5 separate regions of the Homo sapiens genome follow, and all the other regions are linked to region 5. Evidence: chromatin contacts called from ENCODE Hi-C data. All regions are on one chromosome and are shown on one strand. Each heading gives the region's core, a stretch centred on a gene start or an enhancer-like site at or near the end of the contact. The rest is flanking DNA. Distances are from core to core; before and after follow the strand shown. Region 1 holds the start of CFAP206 (cilia and flagella associated protein 206). Region 2 holds the start of RNGTT (RNA guanylyltransferase and 5'-phosphatase). Region 3 holds the start of HMGN3 (high mobility group nucleosomal binding domain 3). Region 4 holds the start of SMIM8 (small integral membrane protein 8). Region 5 holds the start of CEP162 (centrosomal protein 162).

Region 1 (4,793 bases), core at 1,762-4,261, 3.2 Mb before region 5:
TTCTGGATAGAAGGTGATAGACCCAATTGGCACACATATTTTGCCCTTTGTCTTTCCCCCTTCTTTCTGCCTAGAGGCAGGGTAGCTATCTTTTGACCACCAGATGACCATATTGCAAGGATGGTGTGCCCCAGGAAGCCAGGAAGAATGGTCTATGTCTCTCCAGATTTTGTGTTATGAGAAAAATATCTCGTGTATACTACTATTTTGTGGGCTTTTGTTTCATGCAGCTGAAGGCAATAATGACTAATACAAATATTGTATTTACAACTGAGAATAAGTAATTGCAAATTTGAGGACTGTTGGGTAATCACCTTAACAAGATTCTGCACATCACTTTTCATGAGGGTTCTATCCATGTTAAAGCCATTACTTGGATCCAGGACAACAGCTTTCACCTAGAAAAAAGTAGGAACGAGTCCATTAACTAGGAAAGAATCCATTAAGCAATTTTATTTCATATTATTAGCTTAATATGTTTCCATTTTTTAAACAACTACCTCTTGATTACGTTGGGGTTGGTTTTCCAACTATTCTTCTTATTACTGAACTCATCAGTACCCTTGTTAGAGGTTGAAAAAAGGAAGCAACAAACATCAAACTTGAATATGGTGCTAGAAAAGTTATATGGGGAAATAAGTTGAAAGCAATGGCTAGGTTTTCAATTGGGAAACTATGGCATATTTTATTGTATTTTTATTGTGTATTGTTAACCAAAAGCAAGAACAGAGAAACCACAGCAATGAGTAATTTTTAACAACGGCAAACAAAAATACACGTCAAAAAATTCCCACACAGGAGAACATTATTGATGTTTCCAAAACTCATCAAGGTCTTCTAAATGTCTCTATAAATCTAGAACTCACATGCTCTATAAACTTTTTAAAAATGTTTTCACAAATTTGTCCAATTATCTCGTTATGCTTCAACTGAAAAACATTTATGAAAGCCTCACAGAATTTAAAGGGGAAAATGGACACCACATCTTAAAAAACCTCTTAATAAAACAGTAATCACAAAAATATTTCTTCTTACCATAAAAGCAATCAGAGTTTCAGAAACAATCTCTCCATGGGCTGCACATTCTTGTCCTATTTCTCGTATAATACTCCTTATAACACTTTCGGCCTGAGTTGGAGGCATTCTGGCTAAATAAAACAACAATTTTTTTTAAAAAAACCGTGGTTTTATGCAAATTTATTTTTTTCCTCTTTTGATTTCTGCAATATTGTATTTGTAAACAGTCATAATATCATCTATTAGCTTATTAGCATTTTTATTAGTATCTAGGCCTCTCCTGTTTTTCATTATTTTTAAAAATGAAGGACTTTATTGAAGACAGACAACGATTGGGATTTCAAATAATTGAAACATTTGATAAATAACATTTTCAATTATTTAAATTATGGTCACTAAACATATATTCCTATCATGATATTCTTAATTAAAAAAAAAAAAAAAGGCTAAGCAGGCTGGGCGCGATGGCTCACGCCTGTAATCCCAGCACTTTGGGAGGCCAAGGCAGGCAGATCACCTGAGGTCGGGAGTTCGAGACCAGCCTGACCAACTCAGAGAAACCCCGTCTCTACTAAAAATACAAAATTAGCCGGGAGTGGTGGCACACGCCTGTAATCCCAGCTACTTGGGAGGCTGAGGCAGGAGAATCGTTTGAACCCGGGAGGCGGAGGTTGCGGTGCCATTGCACTCCAGCCTGGGCAACAAGAGCGAAACTGTGTCTCAGGAAAAAAAAAAAAAGGCTAAGCAGTATTTGTAGGGGAGGGAGGTAAAATTAATGAGAAACCCAAGAGTACAGCTTTAAAAGGAGAAATGCTTATTCCACCACATTCATTAAATGACCCTTCAGAACTGTACTAGAATCTTGGAAAACAATTCTTGCTCAGATCATTAAAATGATCTTTTCCGCACATCTAAAATAGAGTTCAGACTCTCGATAAAAAAAAGCATTTACTATAAGGAAAAAGTGGTAGGTTTTGATCGAGTTTTCTGATTTTCCTGAATATCAGTAACTAAGCACAATGGAAGTTGGCATGTAGAGTATAACAAAGGCAATATCAGGTAGATAAAGCCAACTCCTCAGCATTATTAGCTTTCCAATGGATGAGTACGAAGCACTAGGCATTTTGTCCAGTGAAACCAGATTGCCTGGATTCCATGGTGACCCGACCACTGTCCAGCTGTGAGACCTTGGGCACTTGCTTCACTTCTTTCCAGAGGTGTGAGGACTAAATTAGTCCTGTTTTTAGTGGTTACAACAGTGCGCGGCTTAAGGGAATCGCTTAAAACAGCTTATAATCAGTACTCCAAGATCACAGGCAGCGCATGCGCAAGTGCCAGTCAGTGGGAGAGTCCGTCGCGCTCCGGATCTGTGTGCGCGCTCCGGATCTGTGTGCGCGCTCCGGATCTGTGTGCGCGCTCCGGATCTGTGTGCGCGCTCCGGATCTGTGTGCGCGCTCCGGATCTGTGTGCGCGCTCCGGATCTGTGTGCGCGCTCCGGATCTGTGTGCGCATGCGCGCCGCTGCCGGGTCGCTAGGGACGCGGCTCAGCACCTTCCCTGCACCCACCCTCCAATTACTAAGTCTCCCGAGGTCCGGCTTCTGGGGTAGCCAGTGGAGCGAAACAGAAGCGGGAGGCCTCAGGCACCCGCGCAAAGGCTAGAGGGCAGCCCTGCAGCCCTGGGGTGGCGCCTCCGGCAGGAATGGACCGCTGTTCCAGCTCTGCGGCGGCGCAGCCTAAAGGATCGAGACTGAGAGCTAAGTCTCGACGAGGCAGGACGCGGTCCTCCAGCCGCCCGAGCTCCGCCAGCCGCCCCAAGCTCGCCGCCTGGCGGGGTACGCCTCCGGGTCAAGGGCGCGGAGCCCCGAGTAGGCTGACCTGGATCGGAATCGACAGCAGGAGCCGTGTCTGTCTGCTTCTGTCCTGGGGCCCTCACCGCGACGGTCGGAGCAGTTGGGCGCTCGCAGCCACCGCCGCGTAACCATGGAGATGGAAGGCTCCGGACCAGAGGGGGCGGGGCCAGGTGGGGGTGGGGCGGGGTCCCACTTTGAGGGTCTTTCCCCCAAAAGATGGGCTGGAAAAACTTTAAAAACAAAGGAATTTCAGGCAGAGACATCTTAACCTCCGTGGTTAAGACTGTGAAACACAAGTTCTCGTAAATAAGGATATTAACTTGCTAGCGTGGGAATGATGAGGCGGCTTTGAAAGCGGGGTGGGGGAGAGGGAGGAGCCAGTTGGAGAGGCTGGGAAAACGGAAGGGCTGTATCCTGGGCAAATAGAGTTCTTGTAAAAGTATCTAGTTTTAAAAAACAAAAGTAAAAAGTATCGAGGTTTTATTTCATGTCCCGTTGTTCAAAGGAAGTCTGTAACAGAACGCTCCAAGATGCCCGAAGAGAAAACTGCTCATTCAAGAAGCACATGATAAGAACACATTAGTGTCCGAGTCAAAATAATGAGGTTTTATCCCTTAACGATAATATCGTTAGGCCCACCTTCAGACGTGAAAGTGTGAAAAAGGATTAAATACTCATTAGAAGGAGAGCATCAAACAACAAGGTTTTATTTTTAAACAGTAATTTTTCTCAAACTGCAAACAAATATGCAGAATATGCTTTGCTTAAGGACATTCCCTGATTACTAGGAAATGAATCAACACAAAAACTCAAGAATATACATCATAATATAACACAATTTTATTTCCGCCTTCTAGAAAATGTTCCCGGAATGTGGAAGAAGCTTGTGTAAAAATAGATGTTCAGAGTAACAAGATTTATAATAGCACAGCCTTAGAAATCTAAACACGTTATTTAAGTAAAATATCAGGCAGGTATTTAAAATTATGTTAACAAAAACCTTGTGTTTGTCTTATATTTGTTAAAAGCCAAATGCGAAATTTTTATATAATATGACTTAAACTATATTGACATACATATAATGCACAAAAAGTGTAGGTCAGTTTTTCAAAATCACAGCAAGCAATTAGATCTAAGGATGGAATTATAGGTAAATTACTTTTATTTCTTTATACTTTTCTGTTTTTTCTAGATTTTTCCATAATGAGTATATATTGTCTTATGATCTATAAAACAAAATTTAAAAATACAAGGGAGATGAGACTGGCTATTTGTAGAGAATGAACCCAATTTAGATATACAAATATACTGTAAGTATACAAGGTAAAGCAACCAAAGGACGGTGAGATAGCAAAATTTTAACAGTGGTTGTAACTTTGTAATGGCTTATGGCTGATTTGTCTTCTTTATACTTTAAGATAGCTACCAAAATGTCTTCCATGAGCATATATTATATATTAGAATATTAAATATCTTTTAAGATGGTAAGAATAATACCATCATATTAAGTATAGTTTTAAACTAATGGGCAAATCCTGGCACAAATACTCCCTGAAGTATGTTTGATACTGTTAATTCCTACTTAATGTCAATGTTTTCTTCTCTTTCTGTTACTAATTTAACCCTGTGTTGGGAATGACAGTGTTCTCTTTTAAAAAAAAAAATCTCTCAACCTCTTTCTCAGTGAGAGTGGCCTGTGACATGGTCTAGCCAATGAGATGTAAGTGTAATCACTGGATGAGGTGTCAGGGAAAGCACTTCCATTTTATGTCTATTGCCTTTCCTTTTCTTTCTACTTGAAATGAGAATATGCTGGCTGAAGCTCCAGCAGCCTTGCTGTGAACATAAACATGAGGGTCACATCTTAAGGATGGTGGAACAAAAATGAAAAAGGAACCTGAGTTCCTGGTAACGTCATGGAACAG
Region 2 (5,035 bases), core at 922-3,421, 4.7 Mb before region 5:
GCTTGCAGGAGTTCCAGACGAAAAAAGTATAAAAAAGTTAGTGGGGTGTGGGGGCCTGCACCTGTAGTCCCAGCTCCTTGGGGGCTGAGGTGAGAGGATTGCTTGAGCTTGGGAGGTTGAGGCTCCAGTAAGGCTGCCCTGATCATGCCCACTGCACTCTAGCCTGGGTGAGAAAGTGAGACCCTGTCTGCAAAAACAAAAGATTTATCTACATATCAAAGTGAAGAGGAAGGATTAATAAATATAGGTTTTTCTCAAGGAAAAGTCCTAGGAAAAGGGAAGACAGATAAGATCTCTCTCTTTTGCCAAAAGAGAACGTTCAATCTTATTTTTTACATGTACACACTCTTCCTTATGGGCAAAATGGATGTTTGATGAAAGACTCACCAATGAAGAGAATCTACATCTGATAAAGAGGAGATCAAGACATATCTGGGAGGGTGTCAGGGGTTCCAGGAAGCGGGGGAGGAATCATGTTGGTCTGTCTGTGAGCATCTATTTTTCTTCTCACAGAGTAGTAGAAACTTGGGACTAGGAGCAATATAGGCAGAAACACACATCAGGCAAGGCATTCCTGACAGGCAGAGAGAAACTGCCTGCTCATCGGGATGCCACTCTCCTACTCTACTCTCTATTGTGGACAAAAGGTAGCCACAGGGTCCTCCCAATTCTGTGGCAATGAGTATGGAGAGGGCATAACTGGATAGCAGAATAAAAATCCAGTGCACATTGCTGCCTTACAGCCAATAACAGTTGCTCGCCAGTGGTATGAAGCTTCTGTGTGCCTAGGACTGAGCTACTGGGTATAGCGTGTGTGGGAAGGGGAGTCACCAAGGGGAGTCATCCCCAGAAGGGGAAGGTAAGATACTCTTCCAGGATCAGGCTCACCTTTCCCATCCTTGGAGGGGGTCTGGGGATGGAAGGTTTTTACCACTTTGGGCATGGTACACACTCTATCAGCAGAAAAGGGAATTCATCGGAGATTATTTGGGTAGACTGATGGCCTTAAAGGAAACTGGGTATTATCTTGTTCTGTCAGGGGAGGAGTTTACACCTTCACTAACAGTTCTGAGCAGATGCAACAGCAGGACAGACCAGAAGTGTGACCTAACTCAGGCTGCCTCAGAGAGATTGCTGTTGGACTGCCTCTATTGATGGGACTCTTACTGAGGGGGTCCAGGCATTCAGGGGGTTGAGCGTCCCAGAAAGTTCCCCACCGACGCTTTAAAAATGTATTCCCTGCAGCCTTACGTTCTTGCAGTTCCAATATAGCATTGGTGTTTAAAGCCAAACTACATTATAATTGATTCGCCATCATCCAGCTTTATATTTAACACTTTAATCTGGTAACAAAGGAAAGGCTCGTTAAAGGACGGCATTTATAAAAATTTTTCAAGCACCTCTGCTTAACTCGAAGGGAAAATAAAAGGCACTGTTTATTTGGTAGGCCAAGGAGAACAACGCCACGAAGAGGTTCTCCACTGATCAATTCCTACCTTTGTCAATTATACCACATTAATTAGTAACTTTTTTTGGAGACATGGACCCTCTCAAACTCCCCAGTATGCTTTGAAACTTTGATCCAGAAATGTACAAACAAAACTCTAAGTGTTCTGGAATTAATTTCAGAAGCTTCATAGATCCTCGTAAGTACTCACCAAAAGAAAAATTCCCCATTTCTGGTACTCCAATCTCATGTCCTTAGAATTCTCCTAAGACTTGTTCCCTTGAACAACTTTCCCTAATTGCAAATCAAACCTAGATCCGGCTGGGACGCCAAGCTTGAGCTGTGGTAACGCTCAGAAGGCCTCTTTTCATCAGTAAAATAGATGCCTTAACGGAAGTGGCGGGCAATCTACGCATGGAAAGGCGCTTGGCTTCCCTCTTTTTTGGGTTTCTCTAGGTTGTCTGGATGGGAAAAAAATACACGCTTCGTCCTGCGGAGTTCGGTACGAGGGCAATTGCACATGCGCAAAGGCGAACCAGTAGCGTCCGGGCGCGTCCGTGGAGCGGGACGGGGCGGGGCGGGGCGGTGCCGAGTGGGGCGAGAGAAGGCCCGCTCCTCCCATTCGTCGCGTCCTTAACTCTTTGCTATCCTTCCGCTGAGCTTCCTCTTCTTTCCCTCTGACCTCGGAAAGGGGGCGGGGCTTTCGGGGGCGGAAGTTGCGGTGCATTGTGGGTTCTCCTGGAGCTGTGGAGTTGATCCTGAATGAAAGTGGCGCGCCGCCCCTGACGTTACCCGGATCGGAGAGGTTGGAATTCAGATTACGGCTGCGATTCGGGTGTCTCGGACCCCGGTGTGCACCGGACCACGGGGAGGCGGCTCCAAAGGCGCGGTGAACGTTGGTGAGGGAGGGCAGCTCTGCGCAGCCCCAAGACATGGCTCACAACAAGATCCCGCCGCGGTGGCTGAACTGTCCCCGGCGCGGCCAGCCGGTGGCAGGTAACCTGGACTGGGGGGCGTTCGAATCCCCACACTCCAACGTGCCCGGGGGTGGGCCGACTGAGGAGCTCAGCTTTTGGTGGTTCTGTGCCCATTAGTGGTATTTCAGGAGCGGGATATGCTCCGTCGGATTACGCTTCGTGGATGAATGGGAACATGAACGGGAGGGGATGGTCGGCGGATGGGGGGCACTTGTTACTATTCCTGCAAGGCTAACTGTGCGAATGTGAAGGTAGACAGGAGGTTGGTGGCAGGAGGTGAGGATCCAGGAATACAGTGGGCGTACTTTGAGTCTTAGTAGTTTGCGAACCTGTTAGGGTTCAACCTTCCCCTCGAAAGAAGGGATGAATATCAGTATTGAGATGGAGGAGGGTTAAGGAGGGAAGGGGCGGTTCCCAGCGGTGAAATGGGGTCACATTGAGACTGGGAATCTGGAGGGTGTTTTTGTTAGTTTTTTATTTTTATTTTCTTGTGAGACAGGGTCTCTTGCTCGGGCTGGGGATCCTCCCACCTCAGCCTCCCAAGTAGCTGGGACTACATGCTCCTGCCACCGCACCCGGCTAATTTTTTTATTTATTAAAGTATATATATATTTATAATGTATATATTTGAGACATAGTCTCTCTCTGTCGTCCAGGCTGGAGTGCAGTGGCGTGATCTCGGCTCACTGCCTCAGCCTCCCAAGTAGCTGGGATTACAGGCGCGTGCCACCACACCCGGCTAATTTTTGTTTTTAGTAGAGACAGGGTTTCATCGTGTTGACCAGGCTGGTCTCCAACGCCTGGCCTCAAGTGATCCGCCCGCCTCGGCCTCCCAAAGTGCTGGGATTACAGCCGTGAGCCACTGTGCCTGGCCATAATTTTTTTGTTTATTTTTTGTGGAGACAGGGTTTCACTGTGTTGCCCAGGCTGGTCTTGAACTCGTGGACTCAAGCGATGCTCCCACTTCGGCCTCCCAAAGTGTTGGGATTATAGGCGAGAGCCACCCCGCTTGGCCGGGTTTTTGTTTTTTTTAATTATTTTTCTTGTAGTTTTTTTCATCTTTATTGAGCTTGAATACAATAAGCTTTAAAGCGTACAGTTTGATAAATTTTGACTGTATATACACAAATATATCTCTTTCCTAGGAAACAACCATGAAACCCCTCAAAGTTTCCTCTTGCCCCTTTTTAAATCCCTCCTTCGCCTGGCAGCCACTGATCTGCTTTCTGTAATTATAGATTGGTTTGCATTTTCTAGAAATTTTTAAATAAATGGAAACATATAGTGAGTACTCTTCTTGGGGTGGAAGGAAGTGTGTGTGGCTTTTTTCACTCAGCATAATTAATTTGATACTCATCCAGATTATGCATGTATCAATAGTTTATTCCTTTTTTATTGCAGAGTAGTAGTTTATTGTTCTGGGTATACCACAATTTGTTTACCTGTTCATCTATTGATGGTCATTTGGGTTATTTCCAGTTTTTAGCTATTACAAATAAACCTGCTGTGAACATTCATGTACAATTCTTTGTGTGGACATATACTTTCATTTCTCTTGTGTAAGTCTCTAGGAGAGGAATGGCTGCATCATATGGTAGGTGTATGTTTTAAGAATTTTAAGAAACTGCCAACCTCTTTTCCAAAGTGGTAACACTTGATAGTCCCACCATCAATGTATTATACAGAAGAAATTCAAAGGACTTAAAAACTAGCAAAAAATTTGGACACTTCACAAAATAAGTTATATGAATAGCCAAAAAGCTATGATGGCGTGGTGGTATGTGCCTGTAATCCCAGCTACTCGGGAGGCCGAGGCAGGGGAATCACTTGAACCCAGGAGACGGAGGTTGCAGTGAGCTGAGATTGCACCACTGCACTCCAGCATGGGTGACAGAGTGAGACTCCATCTCAAAAAAAAAAAAAAGTAATTTGTACTTATCGTGTAATTTATTAGTAAGGGTTCTCTAGAGGGACAGAACTAATAGGAAATATATGTACATATATATATATACACACACACACATACATACACACACACACATACAGACGTAAAGGGGAGTTTATTAACTGTTAACTCACACGATCACAAGGTCCCACAATAGGTTGTCAGCAAACTGAGGAGCAAGGAGAGTCAGTCTGAGTCCCAAAATGGAAGAACTTGGAATCCAGTGTTTGAGGGCAGGAAGCGTCCACCACAGGACAAAGATGTAGGCTGGGAGGCTAAGCCGGTCAAGTCTTTTCACATTTTTCTGCCTGCTTTATATTCTAGCCATGCTGGCAGCTGATTAGATGGTGCCCACCCAGATTAAGGGTGGGTTTGCTTTTCCCAGCCCACTGATTCAAATGTTAATCTCCTTTGCAACACCCTCTACACCCAGGATCAATATTTTGCATCCTTCAATCCAATCGAGTTGACACTCAGTATTAACCATCACAGTAATTTCTTTGATATTTTGCATATTGAGGAAAATGTTATGGCTGCTCAAACTTATATGTTGTAAATGTTAGGATTCACTTTACTAGTACTAGAAGTTCATAATTTTCCTGAATCAGAAAGAAAATGGTACTAACTACATATAATTTGTTTCTCTGTGAAGTCACTTTCTCTGAT
Region 3 (4,326 bases), core at 1,586-4,085, 5.0 Mb after region 5:
TGTGTGTGTGTTTGCGTGTGTGTGTCTGTCAATGTCTCTGTCTCTTTCTTTTCCTTAATGATAGTCATGACACTATAAATGGTTTTGCCCTGCTGATTGAAAAATGTGAAGTAGGTGTACAGTTCCAACAGTTTTGAGTAGGACAAAAGAGGAGAGGAGCTGGAATTGGAAAACAAGTTTGTTCACTATTTTTTTTCTTTCTGTCTCAGTCAGTAACTCTGTTAATTTATCCAGGTCTACCTTAGCTAAGATAGTATATACATCCTACTTTTACTGTCTTAGAGGCTGATATTCCAAAGTAGTAGAAATGCTCAGTGGAATATATTGATAAACAAATGAGTCTGTACTTCTTACCAGCTTGACCTCCTCACTGTCTTCTATGTGACACCCTCATTTCTGCCCAGATGTCTTTATCTCTTAACCTAGAATTCTAGCTACCTGCTAAATCATTCTCTTTGCCTACTCTTCTTACCTCCAGGGCCACCAGTAGAGGTTTGCACTGACTTTCCCAGATCTTGAAGGCTACTAAAGGTACAAGGGAGAACACTTCATTTCCTAGAGTAGTGCTCAGCCAGGTGCAATCTACATCAAAGGAAAGATAAGCAATGCTGTTGTTTTTCAACCGAAGCTGTTATTTTCATAACTTGTAAATGAACTAAAGATTCCAAGAACTCGAGGTCCTCACAATCAGCTTTCTTCATCCAACAAGCAAGCTTCAATTTCATCGTAGCATTTTTATTGTGTGCAGTAAAAACATTCACAATTTTGTTTGCTGTTGATGATCTGAGTGTTTGGTTTTGAAAAAAAATTAACAAAGAAGCCAATTTTGTGAGTTATTTTTCATCACAGAGGAGAAATATTCACCTTAGCACTACCTTTGTTGTGGCACCTTTCCATCTCCATGAAGAAAAATAGCCATCCAGTCCAGATTGCAAGTGCTACTCAGTATCCTTCTCACACATATCTTACTAAAAATGTTTTCACTGACTTTTTCTTTATTTAACTATCAAGTATTTGGCAAATTAATATCTTGAAAGACATCTTCATTATAAATATTATTTTAATGATAAAATTATTAACTTGTAAATTTTTATCTAGCTCTAAGCAATTGGTTTTTATCTTAATTCGTTTCAGTATACTATTGTCATTCACTGAATGCCCAAGAACAGGGAATCTATCAAAAATGATTAAGATCATGTCAAAAGGACACAAGCACTAATTTGAAAGGGTATGCATTGGCTAAAGATGTGGTAATAGGAGCATTAAAAAGGTAATAATAATGATAGCAATACACTGATGCACACCAAATATGTAAAAATCCATGAGTTCATAAAGATGTTCCAAAAAAGAAAGTAATCAACCACCTCTGGAGAGTACTAGATCAATTAATGTATTCTGAAAATTACTAAAGAAAAAGTGAAATATTAAACTTCATTGCTTTTTTAATACATATTTAATACATGATATTTTTAATACATATTTGCAGCCTCTGTGTTACCAAAGTGGATTTGGCCATATTTGTAATGTAAGGCTTCAACACATTTTCCTATGATGTGAGCTTTGCCTGCTAAGATGATTCTGAAACTAACTTTGCCCAATTTTGCTTTTTCTATAATTTCATATGAATGCAATCATTCAGTGTGGTCTTTTGTATTTGACTTCTTTCGTACAGCACTTTGTTTTTGATATTCATCCATGTAGGAAAATTTTTTATTGTTTTTTATTGCTGAATAGTATTCCACTGCATGTGCTCATCACAATTTGCTTACCCATTCACTAGCGCTTTTCCTGCATCTGCTGAAAGGATTGTTTTTCCCCCTTTATTCTATTAATCCTGCCAATTACATTGATTGATTCTCAGATATTAAAAAAGCAGCTTTGCATTCCCAAGATAAGCCCCACAGGTCATGATGTATTGTCCCTTTAAATGTTGTTGAGTTTCATTTACTAAAATTTTGTTCACGACTTTTGTGTCTATGTTTATGAGTGATATTGGTCTGTAACTCTCTTTTGAAGTCTTTCACTGGTTTTGGTATCAGAGTAAATCTGGTCTCATAAAATGAATTCAGAAATATTTTTGCAATGCTCATTTTATGCCTTGCAGAACTTTGAGAAATATTACGCATAAAGTGTAACATGACGGGTGTCATTCAAATATATGTCTCAAATATAAAATAATCAGTTTTTGCCTTGTTCTTTCTTTTCCTAATTTCCGTAACAAACATGTCCTATTCGTCTTCACATCTAGTTTGAAGTTAGCTGAATTAGTGAGTGATTTATAATCACAGATTTCAGAAAATTAGAGCTAAGTGATTTTAGGGACTGTTGTCACTATATATCTAGGGGGGGAAACTGAGGCCTTTAGAAGTTGCCACGCTCTTCCAGTACAGAGTACCTTCCCACGCTTTACAGATTCCCACCATGTAACATTCATTAAAAGCCTTTATGGGTAGGAAATGAATAAGGTACCTGCTGTGTATATATTTACATTATAAAGTTTACGTATTCATTCTTACTCTTTTTCCTTCCTATGAAGACACACACTGTTCTTATTCTTACAATCTCAAAGAGAGAGCAGCGAAACAATGAAACTTCAGGATTGTGTGGCCTGGAGGCTACTAGTTGAACTGGGCATGCTCAGTCGCCAGGCAGATTTTTTTCGGTGAAGTGGAAACTACAACAGCGCGTACCGCGCGCGGAGGTGGGCGTGCCCTCGTGGAATTTAGAACGTTGCCTCAGCCAATGGGGCCTCGCGGCCGGCTGGCGGGGCTCCTCATTGGAGCAGCAGGGAGGCGAGCAGAGGGCCCCCAGAGGGAGCCGCGGAGGTGCAGGTCGAAGAGGCCGGGCTACGTCGTGCCCTGCGCGTGAGCAGCTGCAGAGGCAGAGGCAGCATCCAGCGGCGGCGCCAGCAGTTCCAGTCCGTTGCTTTACTTTTTGCTTCACCGACATAGTCATTATGCCGAAGAGAAAGGTAAGTCTTACCAAAAAAAGATTTCAAAAGCCTTCAAATTCTGCTTACAGTAAATGCTGGCATTGCAATGGCTCGCGCAGAACGCGCGCGGTAGTAACCCGGGGATTGGGAATCTTTGCTCCTCCACGCTTGTTTTTAGATGCCTGTTGCAGACGTTCCTCTCTCTGTCCCCCCTACCCACTCCGTCCTCATCGATCTCTTAATGTTACTTTCTCTCCAGTGACGCGGTTTCCCTTCTTTTTGAACTCATTCTCGCTGGAATGTTTTCCACCCCCAACAACAAGAAGCAAAAGCGGCTTTCCATTCCGAAAGGGAGTTTCCTCTTTGCAAACTGCCAGGTTGCGAATTAGTGTGAAGGGAAAACAGCGAGAGGAGAAAAACAAGTACAAGCGTAAGGAGAGGGAAGAAAATAAATCAGGCAAATGTTGGGATTATTCCCATGCGGCTGTACTCGCGGGCTGGGTGCGCTGCGGTGGCTCCTAGGCTAAGGGAAAGAGAAAGCCATGTTTAAAATAGCGCTCACCCTCCTGCTCGCCTCCGCTGCAGACCCGTATGTACCAACTCCAGTGTCAATCAGGGCTGGGGCCGGCGAGGCGGGGCCTGGCGGCCTGGACCTACCCGCAGTTCGGGGCGGGAGCGGTGGAGTTGGCAGCGTGGAAGACGGGACGGCGCCGGGGCGTCCAATATGGCTCGTCCAAGGTCAGGGGGCCACCAGGTCCTCCCCAGCGACTGGAACCCACACTCGGTTGGGGAAGGCGGGGTCCGCGCGCTATCCGCCCCTCTGCGCGTCTAGCGAACTGGAGTCATTTTTGTCTTGTCTTCCGCCCCTTGCGGACTGTCCTCTTCTGCGCAGGCCCCGGACACCAACTACTACATTCAGGGACACAAATCTCCCTCGGGGTGGGGCTTCGACTTGTCCCGGGGAGGGAAGGGAAAGGTTTCCTCCTCCCTGAGAAATCAGTGAGGATTTCTCAGCTGGTTCCTAAGCAAGTGCTTTGCACCCTCCCACCGCCAGCCTCAGTGTTTCCAACAGTGTCAACGAGTGTGGGTATTAAATTTGAAGCAAAATTACACCTAATGTCTTGCTTTATCAAAGACCATGGACTAATTTGTGTGTGAGAGTGACTGCATTATTTTAAAATACTGAAGTTTTAAAAATTCAAAAGCTTTCCCCTTCTTATATGTTATTACTAAAAATTGGGTAGAAACTTGTCTCCTACCCCACTTTTTAAAAATAATTGAAAGTGTTTAAAAGTCTTAGAGTTTGTTGTGCACATACTGTGTCCCTCACGCTGTGCAGAATTTGACTTGCATTATCTCATTTAATCCTGAAAACAGCTTGAGCGGTGTTACCC
Region 4 (4,508 bases), core at 1,337-3,836, 3.1 Mb before region 5:
GTCTCAGCCCAACATCTCCTTAAGCTGATAAGCAACTTCAGCAAAGTCTCAGGATACAAAATCAATGTACAAAAATCACAAGCATTCTTATACACCAGCAACAAACAGAGAGCCAAATCATGAGTGAACTCCCATTCACAATTGCTTCAAAGAGAATAAAATACCTAGGAATCCAACTTACAAGGGATGTGAAGGACCTCTTCAAGGAGAACTACAAACCACTGCTCAAGGAAATAAAAGAGGATACAAACAAATGGATGAACATTCCATGCTCATGCGTAGGAAGAATCAACATTGTGAAAATGGCCATACTGCCCAAGGTAATTTACAGATTCAATGCCATCCCCATCAAGCTACCAATGTCTTTCTTCATAGAATTGGAAAAAGCTACTTTAAAGTTCATATGGAACCAAAAAAGAGCCCACATCGCCAAGTCAATCCTAAGCCAAAAGAACAAAGCTGGAGGTATCACACTACCTGACTTCAAAGTATACTACAAGGCTACAGTAACCAAAACAGCATGGTACTGGTACCAAAACAGAGATATAGATCAATGGAATAGAACAGAGCCCTCAGAAATAACGCCACATATCTACAACTATCTGATCTTTGACAAACCTGAGAAAAACAAGCAATGGGGAAAGGATTCCCTATTTAATAAATGGTGCTGGGAAAACTGGCTAGCCATATGTAGAAAGCTGAAACTGGATCCCTTCCTTACACCTTATACAAAAATCAATTCAAGATGGATTAAAGACTTAAACGTTAGACCTAAAACCATAAAAACCCTAGAAGAAAACCTAAGCATTACCATTCAGGACATAGGCATGGGCAAGGACTTCATGTCTAAAACACCAAAAGCAATAGCAACCAAAGCCAAAATTGACAAATAGGATCTAATTAAAGAGCTTCTGCACAGCAAAAGAAACTACCATCAGAGTGAACAGGCAACCTACAAAATGGGAGAAAATTTTCACAACCTATTCATCTGACAAAGGGCTAATATCCAGAATCTACAATCAACTCAAGCAAATTTACAAGACAAAAACAAAGAACCCCATCAAAAAGTGGGCGAAGGACATGAACAGACACTTCTCAAAAGAAGACATTTATGCAGCCAAAACACACATGAAAAAATGCTCACCATCACTGGCCATCAGAGAAATGCAAATCAAAACCACAATGAGATACCATCTCACAGCAGTTAGAATGGCAATCATTAAAAAGTCAGGAAACAACAGGTGCTGGAGAGGCTGTGGAGAAACAGGAACACTTTTACACTGTTGGTGGCCTGTAAACCAGTACAACCATTGTGGAAGTCAGTGTGGCGATTCCTCAGGGATCTAGAACTAGAAATACCATTTGACCCAGCCATCCCATTACTGGGTATATACCCAAAGGACTATAAATCATGCTGCTGTAAAGACACAAGCACACGTATGTTTATTGCGGCATTATTCACAATAGCAAAGACCTGGAACCAACCCAAATGTCCAACAATGATAGACTGGATTAAGAAAATGTGGCACATATACACCATGTAATACTATGCAGCCATAAAAAATGATGAGTTCATGTCCTTTGTAGGGACATGGATGAAATTGGAAATCATCATTCTCAGTAAACTATCGCAAGAACAAAAAAGCAAACATCACATATTCTCACTCATAGGTGGGAATTGAACAATGGGAACACATGGACACAGGAAGGGGAACATCACACTCTGAGGTCTGTTGTGGGGTGGGGGGAGGGGGGAGGGATAGCATTGGGAGATATACCTAATGTTAGATGTCCAGTTGGTGGGTGCATCGCACCAGCATGGCACATGTATACATATGTAACTAACCTGCACATTGTGCACATGTACCCTAAAACTTATAATAATAACAAATAAATAAATAAACAAAACAAAACAAAAGTATCTTTCCACCTCTTGGATGTAGTACTGTCTCTGAAAAAAGGGGAAAGGCTTTGCTGGCGACAGCCTGAGTACTGACAATCTGAGTCTCATCTGGCTTCCCCCAATGTCATGGACTACTGTTCGGTGCCGAAGGCTTACTCAAAGACAGACGCATTGGAAGCCTCCAAAAGAAAACTTCATTCCGTTAAGTTCTACACATTGTGTTGCAGGGCTGAAAAAGCACGAGTGTCCGCACTATGACAAAAGAAAAGCGGCGTCTCCTCAAAACACCACCATGTTCCCCTATGAGTCTGGTGAGCCAAGACACTAAGAAACTGCAGGAAACGAGAGAGTTCTCGGGGTGGGGGTGTCCATGGATGAAGCACCGAACAAACTGGAGCCCGCAAGGTGAGTACGGGAAATGGGCTCTGTGGGGCCAGAGAGCTTCACCGACTTGGGGTGCGGGTACAGGGAGTCCACGGAGAGGCAAAGATTTGGGCTATCCGAGAGGACGCTCCCTCCCTGGGAGGGAGACCGGCAGGGCAGCTGGGAAGGGCAGAGACGGGAGCGTGATGGTGCGGCCGCCCTGGCCCCTCCAGGCCGGCGCCCAGCCACTCAACACCACCGAAGCCGCCGCTTACCTTTCGCGGGGTCACCTCCTCTCCTCGCCCGAGACGCCCCGCCCCGCTTCGCCGCCCCGCCTGCTAGAGAGAGCGGCGGAGGGCGCCCCGCCCGGCGCCACAGCGTCCCCTGTCTTCCGGAGGCTGCGGCGCAGCGGCGCGGGGCTGCGGGGACCCATCCAGTGCTAGCCTTTCCGGTTCTGAGGACCTCGCGCCCCTCCTTGGGGTCTGCGGGCTGAAGTGTGCAAGGGACGTTTTTGCTTTCTTCCCTTTTTGACCTTTAGTTTTCCACCTCCCAACTTCAAATTACGTTCCAGTTCGGTGTGTATGTTTGTATAAATAAAAGGAGACATCTCCTAGAAGTATGTTTATTTCATGAAAGTGGAAAGCATTCTGATTTGGGAAAGAAAGCTAGATCTGATTTCTTCCTACCCCTACTTTAGGGGAACAGTCATTTAAGTGTAGAGTTAATACTCTGCCATTACGTTAGGGCCTTGAGAGTCCAAGATGCAGGATGTATGCAGGTGCAGTTGAGACAAGAATAGATATAGGGATGCTGGTTTGCACATACTTTGCTGATGTTTAAGTTTGTTGGGATACACGTGAAAACTGATGTGGTTTGGCTCTGTGTCCCCACCCAAATCTCATATGGAATAATAGCCCCCTTGTGTTGAAGGAGGGGCCTGGTGAGAGGTCACTGAATCATGGGGCCGACTTCCCCCTTGCCATTCCCATGATGGAGTTCTCAGAAGATGTTTGTTTATAAGAGTGTAGCACTTCCCCCTTCACACTCTCTCTCTTTCTCTCTCTCTCCTGCACCACGGTAAGACGTGCTTGTTTCCTCTTCCACCATGATTGTAAGTTTCCTGAGGCCTCTGGAGCCATACCTCCTGTACAGCCTGTGGAACTGTGAGCTAATGAAACCTCTTTTCTTTATAAGTTACCCAGCCTCAGGTGGTTCTTTCTAGCAGTGTGAGAAGAGACTAATACAAAAACCAAAAATAAAATTCTAAGCACCACCATCACCAACCCACCCCTGAAAGGAATGGACCTCTGTCTTGGCCAAGGTAATCTCAAAAAAACCCTGAAAAATGAGTTCAGGCCCTGATGGGAAGGGGTGGGCGGTTGGATATGCCTCATTATACCTTCCTCCCGTTGGAGGTTAGACACAACTGACCAGCATTAACATTAAAACGGAGATCGTAAGACTGGTAAAATATACTGTAGCAATAAGAAAATTCCAACCTGACTCTGGAATAACATCACGTGACACATAGTGGGACCTGAAAGAAATAAAAATATGTTACCCCAAAATATATTTATTTGACTATTTTGAAATGGCCTCGCAAAGCTGTCTCTTGTTGGGGAAAACTTACATTCTATAGAAAATCTCTTTCCCTTACTAGATCTTTTTTTTTTTTTTTTTTGAGATGGAGTGTCGGAGTGTCACTCTGTCACCCAGGCTGGAGTGCAGTGGCATGATCTCGGCTCACTGCAACCTCCACCTCCTGGGTTCAAGCAATTCTCCTGCCTCATCCTCCCGAGTAGCTGGGACTACAGGTGTATGCCACCAAGCCTAGCTAATTTTTGCATTTTTAATAGAGACAGAGTTTCACCATATTGGTCAGGCTGGTCTCGAACTCCTGACCTCAGGCAATCCACCCACCTCGGCCTCCCAAAGTGCTGGGATTACAGGCGTGAGCCACTGTGCCTGGCCCCTTACTAGGTCTTTTCCAGAGAGTCTGACATCTTTTAAGGTCTGATAAGAGACATTCACATCTATTCTTTGAAGCCAGCTACCCGGAGGCTTTATCTACATAAGGAGAACCTTGGCTGCCACAACACCCCCGCTTACCTTAACTCCAGCTGGCTTCACATCTTCAGGCAGAGCTTAACTCTTTCAACTAATTGAAAATGTGAAAAATCTTTGAATTCATCTTTGACCTGGAAGCCCACCCCCACGCTGCTTTGAGATGGGCCAAACCAAT
Region 5 (4,750 bases), core at 860-3,359:
ATTTGGATTTTAGTACAAATACAGAGAGAAATCATTGTAGGATTTTCAGCAATGGAGTAACCTGATTTACATTTTCAAATTATCACATTTTCTATTGTGTAGACAATGGGTTAGACGAGGATAGGAGTAGAAATAGAGAAACTTGTTAGAAGGCTAATGAAGCAGCTCAGACAAGAGGAAAAGATGCCTCTATCATTAGTAATTAAGATGTAAAATGAACAGAATAGAGACACATTTTGGAGGTAGCACCAACAAGTCTTGACGAATAAAATATGGGAGAGAGGGAACTCCCAGATTTCTGTCTTGAATGAGTAGGTGTATGGAAGTACCATGAAGTGTGACAGAATAAGAGTCCAGAAATAAGCCCTAAGAAATTCTAACATTGGCCAGGCGCGGTGGCTCACACCTGTAATCCCAACACTTTGGGAGGCCAAGGTGGGCAGATCAGGAGTTCAAGACTAGCCTGACTAACATGGTGAAACTCTGTCTCTACTAAAAACACAAAATTAGCCAGGTGTGGTGGTGGGCACCTGTAATCCCAGTTACTCGGGAGGCTGAGGCAGGAGAATCAGTTGAACCCAGGAGGTGGAGGTTGCAGTGAGCCGAGATCGCACTATTGTACTCCAGCCTGGGTGACAGAGCAAGACTCCGTCTCAAAAAAATAGAAATTAAAAAAAAAGAAAGAAAGAAAAGAAAAAAAGAAAAAGAAGAAAAGAAAAGAAATTCTAACATTTAGAGGTCAGCTAGGATAGACAGAGACAGTGAAAACCCTTGAGGGGAGGCTATAAATGTGAAAGAAAAACCAAGAAAGAGAGGAGACAAGTGTATCAAATAGTATTGGGAGATCAAATAAAGCGCTGTCATATATGTACACTTACACACACAGAGACAGGATTAAAAGGTCTGACAAAAGGGAGGTAAAGTGGAAATAATTCCTCAGAAAAGATTGGCAAGTAAGGTGAGGAGACAGATCATTTCAACCACTGGGAAATAATAGCATGAAGAGAATGTGTCAGAAGTGATGTTTTAGGTGGGGATCTCAAGGCATGTTCAAATGCTGTTAGGAAAAATCCCACAGCCAGCCAGAAGTCGAAGATACAGGATTAAGGGAAATGACCAGTGGAACAAGATCAGTGAGAAGAAGAATGGGTAAAGGCTCTAGATCATATGTGGGAAGGTAAGTCTTTGATAGAAGGTGGCAGGAAGTCAACTTCTCAATAAATGGTAGCTTAAGATATTTCTTTTATTATTCATATTTGCATCATAGTCCACAGCTCCTGGTTTGTACATATTTGTATTGCAAGAAAGACTTGATGAATAAACAGTTCTAGCTAAAGATGAGGTCCTGAACTAAGTCTACCATCAGCAAAACCTGCAGCTGTTGTAGATTTTACTTACACTATGCTAAATGTTGTCCTCTGAAACTCCAGCTAATGTTGCATGCTTTGAAAAAAAGAAAAGAAATAGAAAACAAAATCCAAGTCAGTAATTGTGAAATGCCAGTAAAGAATGCAGTTTTGAAAAGTAGGGGTAGCGGGAGGAGCAATAACTTAATAAGAATCTTGCTGTTTGCGTATTTTCGATTTCTTGCCCACTAGGTGGTGGAACAGAGTCCCCATCTAAACGACAGTTTTTTTCCTCACAGGTTTGTGTTTCTCTCACAATGCCTACACAGGTCTTTGCAGGCCAAAGAAATCCAAGAAATTCAATCTCTTCAAAATTGCCCCTTGGAAAAACAGAGCGCTCGAATGACAAGTGTGGGGAAGGCGGGAGGCGACGATGCGGAGTGCGGAAACACAAGGACCAGGGGAGCTAAACTACATTTCCCAGAAAGCCACGGGCTGGCCTACAACCACCGCGCCCTCCAAGCCTGCTGGAAGCCTCCGTCTCGCTTCTCCAGTAACCGGTTTGCCGCTGTCCCCTTTTCTAAGGAACGTAGAGAAAGCCAGGGAAGGAAAGGCATTTTACTGCAGCAGCGAAGGTTTAGCCACTAGAGTGTCTTTCTCAGCCGTGGTTATTCCGACCTTCGCTTGTAAAGGCATTGGGAAACCCACGGCCCACGTGACCAGCCCGGGTCATGTGACTCCAGAACCCGGCAGCTGAAGTCTGTTACCCTGACAACTGGTGGACCCGCACAGACCTTCCGGGAAAGCGCGGAATTCAGAGGCAGAGGTAGGTGGTAAGGTGTGAACGCTGGTTTCCCACCCAAATCGCCCTGGTCGAGGCCGTGCTTCATACTCGAGCGAAGGGCTTTAATTTTCCAGGTCATTCCCCTTCTCCGCCCGGAGCCCACGGCAAATGCGTCTTTGTCTTCCCTCCAATTCCCGAACCCGCGCTTCTGGGGACGGGGTCGCAGCCAGGCTTGAGAAGCTTTTAGTGGAGCTCACCCCTGACCAAGCTATTCAGGCCAAGACCTTAACCGCACTTACCCTGAACTGATCGAAAGTGCAAATGAGGGGAAGAGGTGTTACTCTGCACGATGGGGAGGGTATTGTCCGGGTCTGCAAGCCCTCTTCCCCTCCCCCATCTCTACAGAAGAAAGCTGGGATTTGAGCTGCTCTAGGGAGTTCAGGAGCTGGGGGTCGACCCAAGGTTGGGTTCATTAGGTGTCTAGGGGAACGCTTTCCGTTGCAAATCACTGGATTCTGCTTGTGTTCAGCACATAATTTTTGTCGGTCTTCCCTCGCTTCAAAAGAAACATAGTACTGATTTGTGTACTCCATTAACTTTAAGTATTCTTTAAGTATTTTGACTAAATTACTAATTCTTACTAAATTCTATTTGTGTATATTTTGAAACATCCCCGTATCTGGATACAGTCTGCTTTACGAAACTATGCAGTCTGCTTTACGAAACTATTACTATGGATTGGTAAAATAACGAGCCGAGTGATAAGGCAGCACAAACTGTCGTGTGCTTTGCAAGAAAGAAACAGTCCTTTGGATTTGCTAACTTACAGTTTTTAAGATTCCCTGTGAGGACCTGGTTTGTGTTTGAGAGGTACTAATTAACACATGCACACAAACATAGGTTTGGGAAATATTGTAGAGACCACTCTTTAACAATTGGATGTTAACAGATGAAAACATAATTCTGAACGTTGAGTACAAGACATCCTGTCAAAGCTGCTTTTCCAAATCAGTTTGCTTAATGAATTAGGAATCTCTTGACCAGCTCTTACTGGTTAAAAAAAATTGTGCATATATACTGAATCATAACAAATGTCCGAAGTTTAAGTCTGGTCGTGTTCATGATCTGATGGATTTCCTCAAAAGATGTTTATGTCTCTTGTCATTTAGTGTTTCCAATGTTTGAGGTACTTTAGAATGTTTACTTTGGGAGGTCAAAATTGTTGACTATGGCTAACTGTTCCCAAGAAGAGCTAGATGAAGAGTTTGAACAGTTTATGAAAGAGGTAAGTTTATATTTTTAAAAGCTATATTGTCAAATTTGTCTCAAAAGACTCATCCTTCAATTCTGTCATCTCGAAGATACAGTTAGTCCATCACCAAACTCTGAATTCCCATCATCCCTCTAGCCCTGTCCCTTTTCTGCCACTGCTAGTTCAGTGCCATCATCTCAACTGGGCTATGGCAGCAGTTCTCAACTCATGGTCCAGCATTCCTTTCACCACACTGCAGTCAGACTCTGTTCCTCCCCAGTAAAAGACTCTATTGGTCTCCCATCACATGTAGAAAAAAAAAAACAAACAACTCCTCCTTACCATGGTTTTAAAGCCTTTCATGATTTCACTCTTACATATCTCACTGCCTTCATATCCCTCTTTCACCCACTTTATTTATTCCACAGTGGCCTTTTTTCTTTCCCAGACATTGCAAGCTCATTTCACCTTAGGAGCTTTGCACTCACTGTTCCCTCTGCCAATAATGCTCCTCCCTTACTCTTTACCTGGCTGGTGAAAATCTTAACTTAAATATCACCACTTCAGAGAGGCTTCTTCTGTTTATCCAGTAAAAGGTAAACACAAAGTCACTTCTTAATCTGGTATGTATTTAATTCTTTTTATAGCACTTAGCACATTAATTATTTTTCTTGTATGGGTCTGTTTTCTGCTTCCCATTATAAGAATGTATGGTCTGTAATGTGATGACTCTACGTTCATTGCTATTATATATCAACATGTTCACTACTATGTCTACAGTACCTAATAAATACTTAATAAATATTTGAATGAGTATATTAAATGGTTATACCACGTTCTGTGTACAGTCATGCACCTCATAAAGATGGTTTGGTCAGCAACAGACCACATATACAACAATGGTTCCGTAAGATTATAATGGGGCTGCCCTATAAAGGTGTATCTTTTTAATCTTTTGTACCATATGTTTACTTTTCTATGTTTAGATACAGAAATGCTTGCCATTGTGTTACAGTTGCCTGCAGGATTCAGTACAGTACATGCTGAACAGCTTTGTAACCTAGGAGCAATAAGCTATACCATATAGCCTAGGTGTGGAGTAGGCTATACCATGGAGCCATCTAGGTTTGTGTAAATATACTCTATGATGCTCCTATGATGAAATCCCATTTCTCAGAACATATCCCCATAATTAAGCGATGCATAAAACTCTATTTATATAAATGGAGGGGCCTTGTAGAGCATTCAAGAGAGTCACATTTTAAGCTATTATACGTTATACATTCTTGTTAAAAAAGGGAGTTTAATGTAGTACAAAAAAACTTCATTATCCGTCTCATGGAAAAATAATGCCTTCTTTGTAGAATT

Evidence for each region. Hi-C counts contacts between places; a loop is a spot of excess contacts on that map. Pooled maps may share reads with other maps.
Region 1: a map of CD8-positive, alpha-beta T cell shows a loop between it and region 5 (12-fold over the local background). The contact joins the promoter of CFAP206 here to the promoter of CEP162 in region 5. A Hi-C loop is called at or near these places in 2 of 168 maps with a recorded cell type or tissue (CD8-positive, alpha-beta T cell and naive thymus-derived CD4-positive, alpha-beta T cell) and 7 of 50 pooled maps.
Region 2: a map of CD8-positive, alpha-beta T cell shows a loop between it and region 5 (14-fold over the local background). The contact joins the promoter of RNGTT here to the promoter of CEP162 in region 5. A Hi-C loop is called at or near these places in 2 of 168 maps with a recorded cell type or tissue (CD8-positive, alpha-beta T cell and naive thymus-derived CD4-positive, alpha-beta T cell) and 8 of 50 pooled maps.
Region 3: a loop to region 5 is called in a pooled map, with 21 times the contacts of the local background. The contact joins the promoter of HMGN3 here to the promoter of CEP162 in region 5. A Hi-C loop is called at or near these places in 2 of 37 single-sample maps with no recorded cell type and 8 of 50 pooled maps.
Region 4: a map of CD8-positive, alpha-beta T cell shows a loop between it and region 5 (10-fold over the local background). The contact joins the promoter of SMIM8 here to the promoter of CEP162 in region 5. A Hi-C loop is called at or near these places in 2 of 168 maps with a recorded cell type or tissue (CD8-positive, alpha-beta T cell and naive thymus-derived CD4-positive, alpha-beta T cell) and 5 of 50 pooled maps.

What each region holds. Positions count from the first base shown.
Region 1 is chr6:87,406,190-87,410,982 of GRCh38, reverse strand. It overlaps CFAP206 (cilia and flagella associated protein 206), which reads right to left and starts at 3,011. Exons shown (of 13, transcript NM_001031743.3): 1 at 2,894-3,011; 2 at 1,036-1,148; 3 at 315-398. The coding sequence starts at 1,143.
Region 2 is chr6:88,960,754-88,965,788 of GRCh38, reverse strand. RNGTT (RNA guanylyltransferase and 5'-phosphatase) reads left to right here and starts at 2,171. Exons shown (of 16, transcript NM_003800.5): 1 at 2,171-2,443. The coding sequence starts at 2,380. RefSeq lists a silencer at 1,874-2,108 and enhancers at 2,092-2,471, 2,826-3,752.
Region 3 is chr6:79,233,191-79,237,516 of GRCh38, reverse strand. It overlaps HMGN3 (high mobility group nucleosomal binding domain 3), which reads left to right and starts at 2,835. Exons shown (of 7, transcript NM_001201363.2): 1 at 2,835-2,971. The coding sequence starts at 2,957. HMGN3-AS1 (HMGN3 antisense RNA 1) reads right to left here and starts at 3,843. Exons shown (of 2, transcript NR_040671.1): 1 at 3,590-3,843; 2 at 717-3,455. RefSeq lists enhancers at 2,717-3,506, 3,507-4,297 and a silencer at 3,510-3,559.
Region 4 is chr6:87,320,666-87,325,173 of GRCh38, reverse strand. It overlaps SMIM8 (small integral membrane protein 8), which reads right to left and starts at 2,586. Exons shown (of 4, transcript NM_001042493.3): 1 at 2,542-2,586. GJB7 (gap junction protein beta 7) reads left to right here. Exons shown (of 3, transcript NM_198568.3): 2 at 2,131-2,308. RefSeq lists a silencer at 2,475-2,764.
Region 5 is chr6:84,225,002-84,229,751 of GRCh38, reverse strand. CEP162 (centrosomal protein 162) reads left to right here and starts at 2,109. Exons shown (of 27, transcript NM_014895.4): 1 at 2,109-2,172; 2 at 3,300-3,415. The coding sequence starts at 3,359. RefSeq lists enhancers at 1,634-1,793, 1,695-2,195, 2,196-2,696.